Regions from separate parts of the Homo sapiens genome. Here regions 1 and 2 are each linked to region 3. A link is a loop called in an ENCODE intact Hi-C map of the cell type or tissue named here. Cell type or tissue: A673. All regions are shown on one strand.

Evidence for each region. Hi-C counts contacts between places; a loop is a spot of excess contacts. Peaks named below come from ENCODE experiments on the same cell type or tissue, not always from the same donor. Only the 100,000 strongest peaks of a DNase experiment are listed, where the experiment ranks them.
Region 1: a loop joins it to region 3, with 2.3 times the contacts of the local background. A loop is called at or near these places in 2 of 110 quality-filtered maps.
Region 2: a loop joins it to region 3, with 3 times the contacts of the local background. A loop is called at or near these places in 4 of 110 quality-filtered maps.

What each region holds. Positions count from the first base shown.
Region 1 is chrX:46,641,360-46,643,859 of GRCh38, forward strand. SLC9A7 (solute carrier family 9 member A7) reads right to left here. Exons shown (of 17, transcript NM_001257291.2): 12 at 1,877-2,030. Among named protein-coding and RNA genes, the nearest start is that of CHST7, 69 kb to the left of the region's middle. In A673, CTCF peaks have their summits at 965 (motif pointing left) and 1,173; a DNase peak (open chromatin) is centred at 932.
Region 2 is chrX:46,554,019-46,556,518 of GRCh38, forward strand. No RefSeq gene overlaps it. Among named protein-coding and RNA genes, the nearest start is that of ZNF674-AS1, 9.8 kb to the left of the region's middle. In A673, a CTCF peak has its summit at 1,151 (motif pointing right); a DNase peak (open chromatin) is centred at 1,173.
Region 3 is chrX:47,092,061-47,094,560 of GRCh38, forward strand. It overlaps RGN (regucalcin), which reads left to right. Exons shown (of 8, transcript NM_152869.4): 7 at 1-155; 8 at 837-1,253. The coding sequence ends at 887. Among named protein-coding and RNA genes, the nearest start is that of RGN, 15 kb to the left of the region's middle. In A673, a CTCF peak has its summit at 1,404 (motif pointing left); a DNase peak (open chromatin) is centred at 1,381; H3K27ac peaks cover 657 bases.

The DNA.
Region 1 (2,500 bases), 450 kb before region 3:
TTTGAGGGGTGGGGGAGAAAAGGATTTATAAACTAGCATGAAAAACAAACATGATTTAATGAGGCTCTGAGCATCCAGAGCATCTACTAGGTGACCAGACAAACAGGAGCAGGAAGTAATCTCAGAGGTCACCAAATGCAAAGATTCTCAACTGTGTAGAGGGTAAACCTTTTTTCTTGCCCTAATTCTGCTACATAGAACAAAGATGGTACCATCTTATGTCTTAAGTTTAAAAGTAAGAGACTGTAAATTTTCTTCAGGTTTATATTCTCAAAGATGGATTCTTTTCCTTAATCCAACCCTTGAGATTCATGCCAGGAAACTGAAATTCTAACCTTCCCAAATTTTATAACTCTTCTTACAGGCAGTATAGCACAGTGGTTAAGAGTGTGGACTCTGTGGTATGAGTGCCTAGGTTCAAATCCTAGCTTGTCCACTTAAAGCTCTGTGACCTTGGGCAAATTACTGCTTTGTGCCTCAGTTTCCCCAACTCTAAAATTGAGATAATAGTCCTATCTCCCTTATAAGAATGTTATGAGAATTATCTTAATATATGTATGGTATCTGGAACAATGCCTGCAACGTAAGTGTTACTTATTATTATGACTAACACTGATAAACCCCATATTGGTTCTGCAGACCCACCTGGATCTCAGGCAGAGATACACTAGCCCAGAAATGGTGAAGCTGGCAGTGGAAGTGGAAGTGGCAGTGGCTGGCAGCAGAAGTGGCAGCCCAGGAATCTCTGCCTAACATCTATACAAAAACCCCAGACACAGGAGATGATTCTCTCAAATTTTAGTTTCTTCCCCCCAACCCCAAGGATGACTGGGAGATCTCTGTTCATTTTCTCTCCTCCAAGCTATGTACGCTCTGCAGCTGTGTCGGGCATTCTACAGTCTAGAGAATACAAACTAAAAAAGCCAGCAGAGAAAGAAAAACCATTGCCACCTTGTGGCTTTTCAGAGAATTTTTATTCACACCTTTGCACTACCCAAGTGTCTTCTTGTTCCAGAACACGGTCACCCTCTGCAGACCTGAAACTGTGGCAAGTGGCCAGAGCACATCCAGTGATGTGCAGCACGACACCTACAGCTGAAGTGCCCTTGAAATCACCTGGCAGAGTGTCTTCACTTAACACTGAGGAAACCTGAGGCCCAAAGACATGAGGGGCTTGTCTTTAACCCAAGCCAGAGTTGGGCTGTGGGTCTCTTGAACCTTATTTCCAGTGACCTCTTTACCATAAGATGCTGGAGCTCACAAACACAATTTGGAATTCAAGCGCTCTTGAAAAAGTCAAACTCGTATCAGTGCTCCTTCTGTCCTGACACAGCTACAAAGCCACAGGCAGAGGACATCCATGAAACTGCAACAGGTGAGGGTTACCCAGGAAATGTCACCTCTTTTGTACACTCAAGCAAGAAGAGACAGCATACAGCTTCATGCTAAAATAAAACTCTAATTGCCTCTATTTCTGGCTGGTGAGCTTATTCTTCAGAGTCTGGATTTCATTTCAAAGGAACATGAAATACTGGACTCTGCCAGGGGCTCTTGGTCTATTTTCTCTCCCGCAGCTTTAAGACTTTTTAAATTTTTGCTCTAATGTCACTGTTCTAGCAAGATCCAGGCACTTCTCATTCTTTGTATGTTTGCACTGACAAAAATTTTTAATGACTACATTTTTTCTCCTGGAAAACCCCATACTCCAAACTTTTACTTATTGTTTTAAAAAAAATTGTTAATCCCCCCTCACAAACAAAACCAAAGACTGTAAAAGGTTTCCATGAACTAAAGTAGCACATCCTGCACAGGTTGTTGAACATTCTCAGGAACGGTGACAACTGACATACTCAATTAGCCTTGGTTCCAAACCAACCTGATGTTAAGCCATGACAACATGGGTGTCGTGCCTCCTCCAATGATCCAGACAGTGAAGAACACAATGAGAAGGGTGGTCGTGAACATCATCTGGCGAGCATAGGATGCCGTGTCACGGATGGCCAACGCAAATGCCATTGCTCCCCTGAGGCCTGCGGGGACCAAAGAAGAAGATCTACTTATAAGGATTAAATGACAATGTTGTCTCAAAATGCACTGCTGCCATTTGGGGCTAATAAACTCTATTCATTCATGCTTCAGGGGCCAAGTTGTTTTACTCAGAAAGAAGAACCTTAAAGGCATGATTTTCTTTTATTTGATGCTGTCTTTTGCAAAACTCCCCAACACAATGAAAAAGCATTGTACTGCTTTGTACAGCACTTTTTCAGAATAATAACACTCCTATTACTTACATGATTCTGCTAGTAACATGAAGTAAAATATAAATAAGTAAAAAATAATATAAGCTAAAACTGTGATCCCAACACAACCCAAGCACTACACAGTCAATATAAATTTAAAAAACAGGCTAGGTACGAGTATGTCAAATTTGTGGAAAACAGTTCAGCATTTCCTTAGCAAAAGGGGAAACCACACAGAGAAGTGAAAACATAACCCAATC
Region 2 (2,500 bases), 540 kb before region 3:
AAGAGGGTCAAGTGGGCAACTTGAGAGATCCAAGTGTGCTGTTCAGCCCTTGACTTGTTTTATACGCTGGCATGGTTCTGAGATTTCCATTTCTCCTCTGTTTTTCCTTGGAGTGGGCTGTCTGCATGCACCATGGCCTGCCAGCACTTGGATGAGGCTGCACGCACAGTGTGTTTACTGAAGTTAGGCACATGCTCATTTGAGGCATTTTTCCCTTACCAGTCAAGCGTTCCTAGAGGAATGTCATACACCAGTTAAACTCCGCCATTTTGCCTCTTAGTGCACATACTTGAGCCCGTTTGCCTAACTCCTGATATCTTATTTGGAAGTTGCTCATTACCAGCTTCAGGTGTTTCTATCCATTGAGAGATTGCCTTTCTCTGGTGCCAGCTGCGACCAATTATTATTTTAGCAAGACAGTTTAACAACCACCTGACCATCACCTGATGGTTGCCTGGGGATTTGGGGGCCTTCTCCTGCCCTGTTCATGTCTGCCTAGCTACCTATTCTAACAGAAGGACCCACTGGATGATTACAATGTCTCTAATAAAAAAATATCCCCACAAACTGCTATTTGTAAAATATGTAAAAGTGTTTATGTAAAAGTGTACGTATGTAAAAGTGAACATATGAATAGAAAATGGAAAAGGAGTCTGGGCGAGGTGGCTCATGCCTGTAATCCCAGCACTTTGGGAGGCCAAGGCAGGAGGATCACTTGAGGTCAGGAGTTCAAGATCAGCCTGGCCAACATGATGAAACCCCATCTCTACAAAAATACAAAAATTAGCTGGGCATGATGGTGTGTGCCTGTAATCCCAGCTACTCAGGAGGCTGAGGCGGAGGTTGCAGTGAGCCGAGATCGCACCATTGCACTCCAGCCTGGGCGACAGAGCGAGACTCAAAAAACAAACAAACAAAAAGTGCTACTTGTTAAAACATTTTAAAGGATAATTGATCTGAATTGCCCATTGGAGAAAGAATATCCTCAAACAAAGCACAGTGGTGAATAGTATTTGCCTATGTGTTCTGGTAATTTTTCACCAGCTGAGCTAGTGTAATCATCTTGCTAAAGAAAAGTTCTACAGTTCTAAGTAATCATGTTGATTTGAAATACCACTTACGCAACAAAGTTGAATTGTACATCTTTTCTTCCCCCAGCAGATGGTGACATTTTATAGAATATGGAAAAATTATCCAAATGGATGAGTGAGCTATATAACTGAAATATAATCGTCTCTATTTCATTTCTCATTTATCTACATCTTGAATTCATTTACAAAAAGGCATTCATCAGGAAGTAACATTTAAAGACTATGCTTTCAGGGGTCATTTGTTTTTCTTTTCTTTTCTTTCTTTCTTTTTTTTTTTTTTTTTGACAGGGCCTCACTCTGTCAGCCAGGCTGGAGTGTAATAGTGCCATCATGGCTCACTGCAGCCTTGACATCCCAGGTTCAAGCAATCTTCCCACCTCAGCCTCCTGAGTAGCTGGGACTACAGGCACACAGCATCACACTGGGCTATTTTTAAAATTTTTCTGTAGAGACAGGGTCTCACTGTCTTGCCCAGGCTGGTCTCAAACTCCTGGGCTCAAGCAATCCTTCCTCAGCCTCCCAAAATTCTGGGATTACAGGTGTGGGCCCCCATGCCCAGCAAGGGATCGTTTCTATAGTTCCTTCCTAGGAAAGTTTCTCTGAACATGTAGAGCATGTTTTTTAAAAAGTAACATTTATGAAAAGAAGACTAAGAACAATTAAAAAATAACATATAGAAAGTAGAATTTTTCAGGCCAGGCATGTCATGCCAGCACTGTACACCTGTAATCCCAGCACTTTGGAGGCTGAGGTGGGCAGATTACTTGAGGTCAGGAGTTCGAGGCCAGCCTGGCCAACATGGTGAAACCCTATCTCTACTAAAAAAATACAAAAATTAGCCGGGCATGGTGGCAGGTGCCTGTAATCCCAGCTACTTGGGAGACTGAGGCAGGAGAACCGCTTGAACCTGGGAGGTGGAGGTTGCAGTGAGCCGAGATCGCACCACTGCACTCCAGTCTGGGCGACAGAGCAAGACTATGTCTCAAAAAAAAAAAAAAAAGAATTTTTCAATGTCTTCAATTCTTAGTTTGCACAGTGTTTTTACTAGATATTTTCTCATCAGGTCACATCAGCCTACCTATTTACAAAAATAAAATAGTAAGGACAAAATGCTAAAGAGGGCAAATCTGTCTTTAATTAATGTCCATCTCAGGCCAGGCATGGTGGCTTACACATGTCATCCCGGCACTTTGGGAGGCTGAGGTGGGAGGGTAGCTTGAGCCCAGGAGTTCAAGACCAGCCTGGACAGCATAGTGAGACCCTGTCTCTAAGAAAATGTCCACCTTTGATTTCTCTTCACTCCTTTTTTCCATGCAGGGCCTTCACTCTTCTGTTTCTCAAATTCCTTCTTTAGTATTATTTCTTCCTTCCTTTAAGCTTCACACAGTAAAGTTTGCTTCCCTACTTTC
Region 3 (2,500 bases):
GGAAAAGACTTCAAACTGTGAAGTTGCCTGTTGATAAAACAACTTCATGCTGCTTTGGAGGGAAGAATTACTCTGAAATGTATGTGACCTGCGCCCGGGATGGGATGGACCCCGAGGGTCTTTTGAGGCAACCTGAAGCTGGTGGAATTTTCAAGGTGATATGGCTATTTCTTTTATTTTGGGGGTGGGGGATCCCAAATACTTACAGGGGTAAGTAACTGAGTGATTGGTACTTTTGCATACTTCCAAAGCATAATCCTATTTAGCATGTTAAGCTCATCATACTAGACTGAAAAACATTTTATTTCAATTTTCTAGAGAGTAAGTTATCTGAAGTCCAAGATGATCTGTTTAGCCTACTTTGTACATTAATTTTTTTACTTCCTGTTTATTGAAATTCTTCAGATCAGTAGAATGAACTTGGAAAGCCAGTATTTACAACATGCCTAGAAGATCAGTTGATTGTTTTGATGTCTTAAGGATTTTTCAGATTTTAAACATCTTTTGGCAGCAGAATAAACACTGATAAAAATCGTAGAGCTTTTGAGCTGAAAAGAAATACATAATGTAGAAACCCCTTTCTTAGCAGGCGGCAGATGATAGGAGTAATCCAGTTTTAAATCTAAGTTAGTCGTAAATGATTGCTAGTTGAATTATTAACTATATGAATAATTGGGTTGGACCATAAATATCCAGTCAGGTAATTCCTTTTTATGATAGGAGATAAAACAAAGATAATAGGTGGCTAAGTATATTACTACAAATCATAAAAATGCTTTTGAAGAATACTTGTGAATTACCTTTCACCTGAGATTCCCTCTTTTCTTTTTCAACAGATAACTGGTCTGGGGGTCAAAGGAATTGCTCCCTACTCCTATGCGGGATGAGGACAGGTCTTCTTTCCTGCCAGAGGGAGCTCTGAAGACAACTAGAGAATTCTGGGCCTGAAATTTCAATCTAGTTAGAAAGAAAAATGAGGCAATGATTTTATTAACAGCGTTAAGTTTTAATTTACAACTTTTAAAAGGCAGAGCATTTTTAACAAGGGGTGACAGGTGGTTTTGATAACACACTTATAAGGCTTTCTGTAAAAGGTACTATAGAAGGGCGAAGAATCGTTCAACTGTCAATCAGCCTCTTGATTCTTTGTAAATTGCCAGGGTGGGTGGGTACATATCTCTTCTTGATTCTGCATTTCATACTTAACTATATTAAAGCTTCAAGGAACAATAAATAGTAACCTGGTAATGACCTATTATGTTCCTTTTTATTTTCATCACAATCTTATAAAATATACCACAATGCTAACTAACCTACATAGATATTTCATCTCCTATATGTTATTTTACAAACTAAAATACGGCTGGAGGGTTAGACTCAAACATGCTGTCAAAATCCATGGTTCCAGCTGCCACCTACTGGATGTAAAAGTAATATGTCTCTTTGGAAAGAATACTTATTTTAAAAATAGCTTTATTGAGTTATAATTGGCCTGTACATATTTAAAGTGTATAATTTGACAAATTTGTCACATATATACATTCATGAAACCAACACCACAAACAAGATAATGAATCTATCCACTACCCCAAAACTTTTCTTGTCCTGTCATAATCCTTTTCTTCAGCCCCTCTGCCTGCCTGTCCCCTGCTCCCAGGAAACCACTGATCTGCTTTCTGTCACTATAAATTAGTCTTAAAATTAGGTAGTGTGATTTCTGTAACTTTGCTCTTTTTCAAAATTGTTTTGGCTATTTTAATTCCTTTGACCTTCCATATAAATTTTCAAATCAGCTTGACGATATCTACAAAAGAAATCAAGCTACAATTTTTTAATTGGAATTGCTTTTTTTTTTTTAGACAGGATCTACTCTGTCACCCAGGTCGGAGTGCAGGGGCACGATCATGGTTCATTGCTGCCTCTACCTCCCAGGCTGAAGCAACCCTCCCACGTCAGTCTCCCGAGTAGCTGGGCTGAGACTGCAGGTGCGTGCCACTATGGTCATTTTTTCGTTTGTTTGGTTGGTTGGTTTTTTGGATTTTTTGCTTTTCAGAGACGAAGTCTTGTTATGCTGCCCAGGCTGGCCTCAAACTCCTGGTGATCCTCCCGCCTTGACTTCCCAAAGCTCTGGGATTACAGGAATGAGCCACCGCGCCAGGCCTGAAATTGCTTTAAATCTGTAAAACGATTTGGAGATAATTGACTTCTTTACTATTCTGAGTCTTATCCATGAACAGGGCATGTCTCTCCCGTTATTTAGGCCTTCTTCAATTTTTGTCATCAGTGTTTTGTAGGTTTCAGCATACAGATCTTGTACATGTTTTGTTAGATTTATATCCAAGTATTTCACTTTTGGGAGCTATTGTAAATGTTATTATTATTATTATTTGAGACAGGGTCTTGCTCTATGGGCCAGGCTAGAGTGAAGTGGCACGATCATAGCTCACTGCAACCTTGCACTCCTGTATTCAAGCGATCCACACACCTCAGCCTCCCAAAG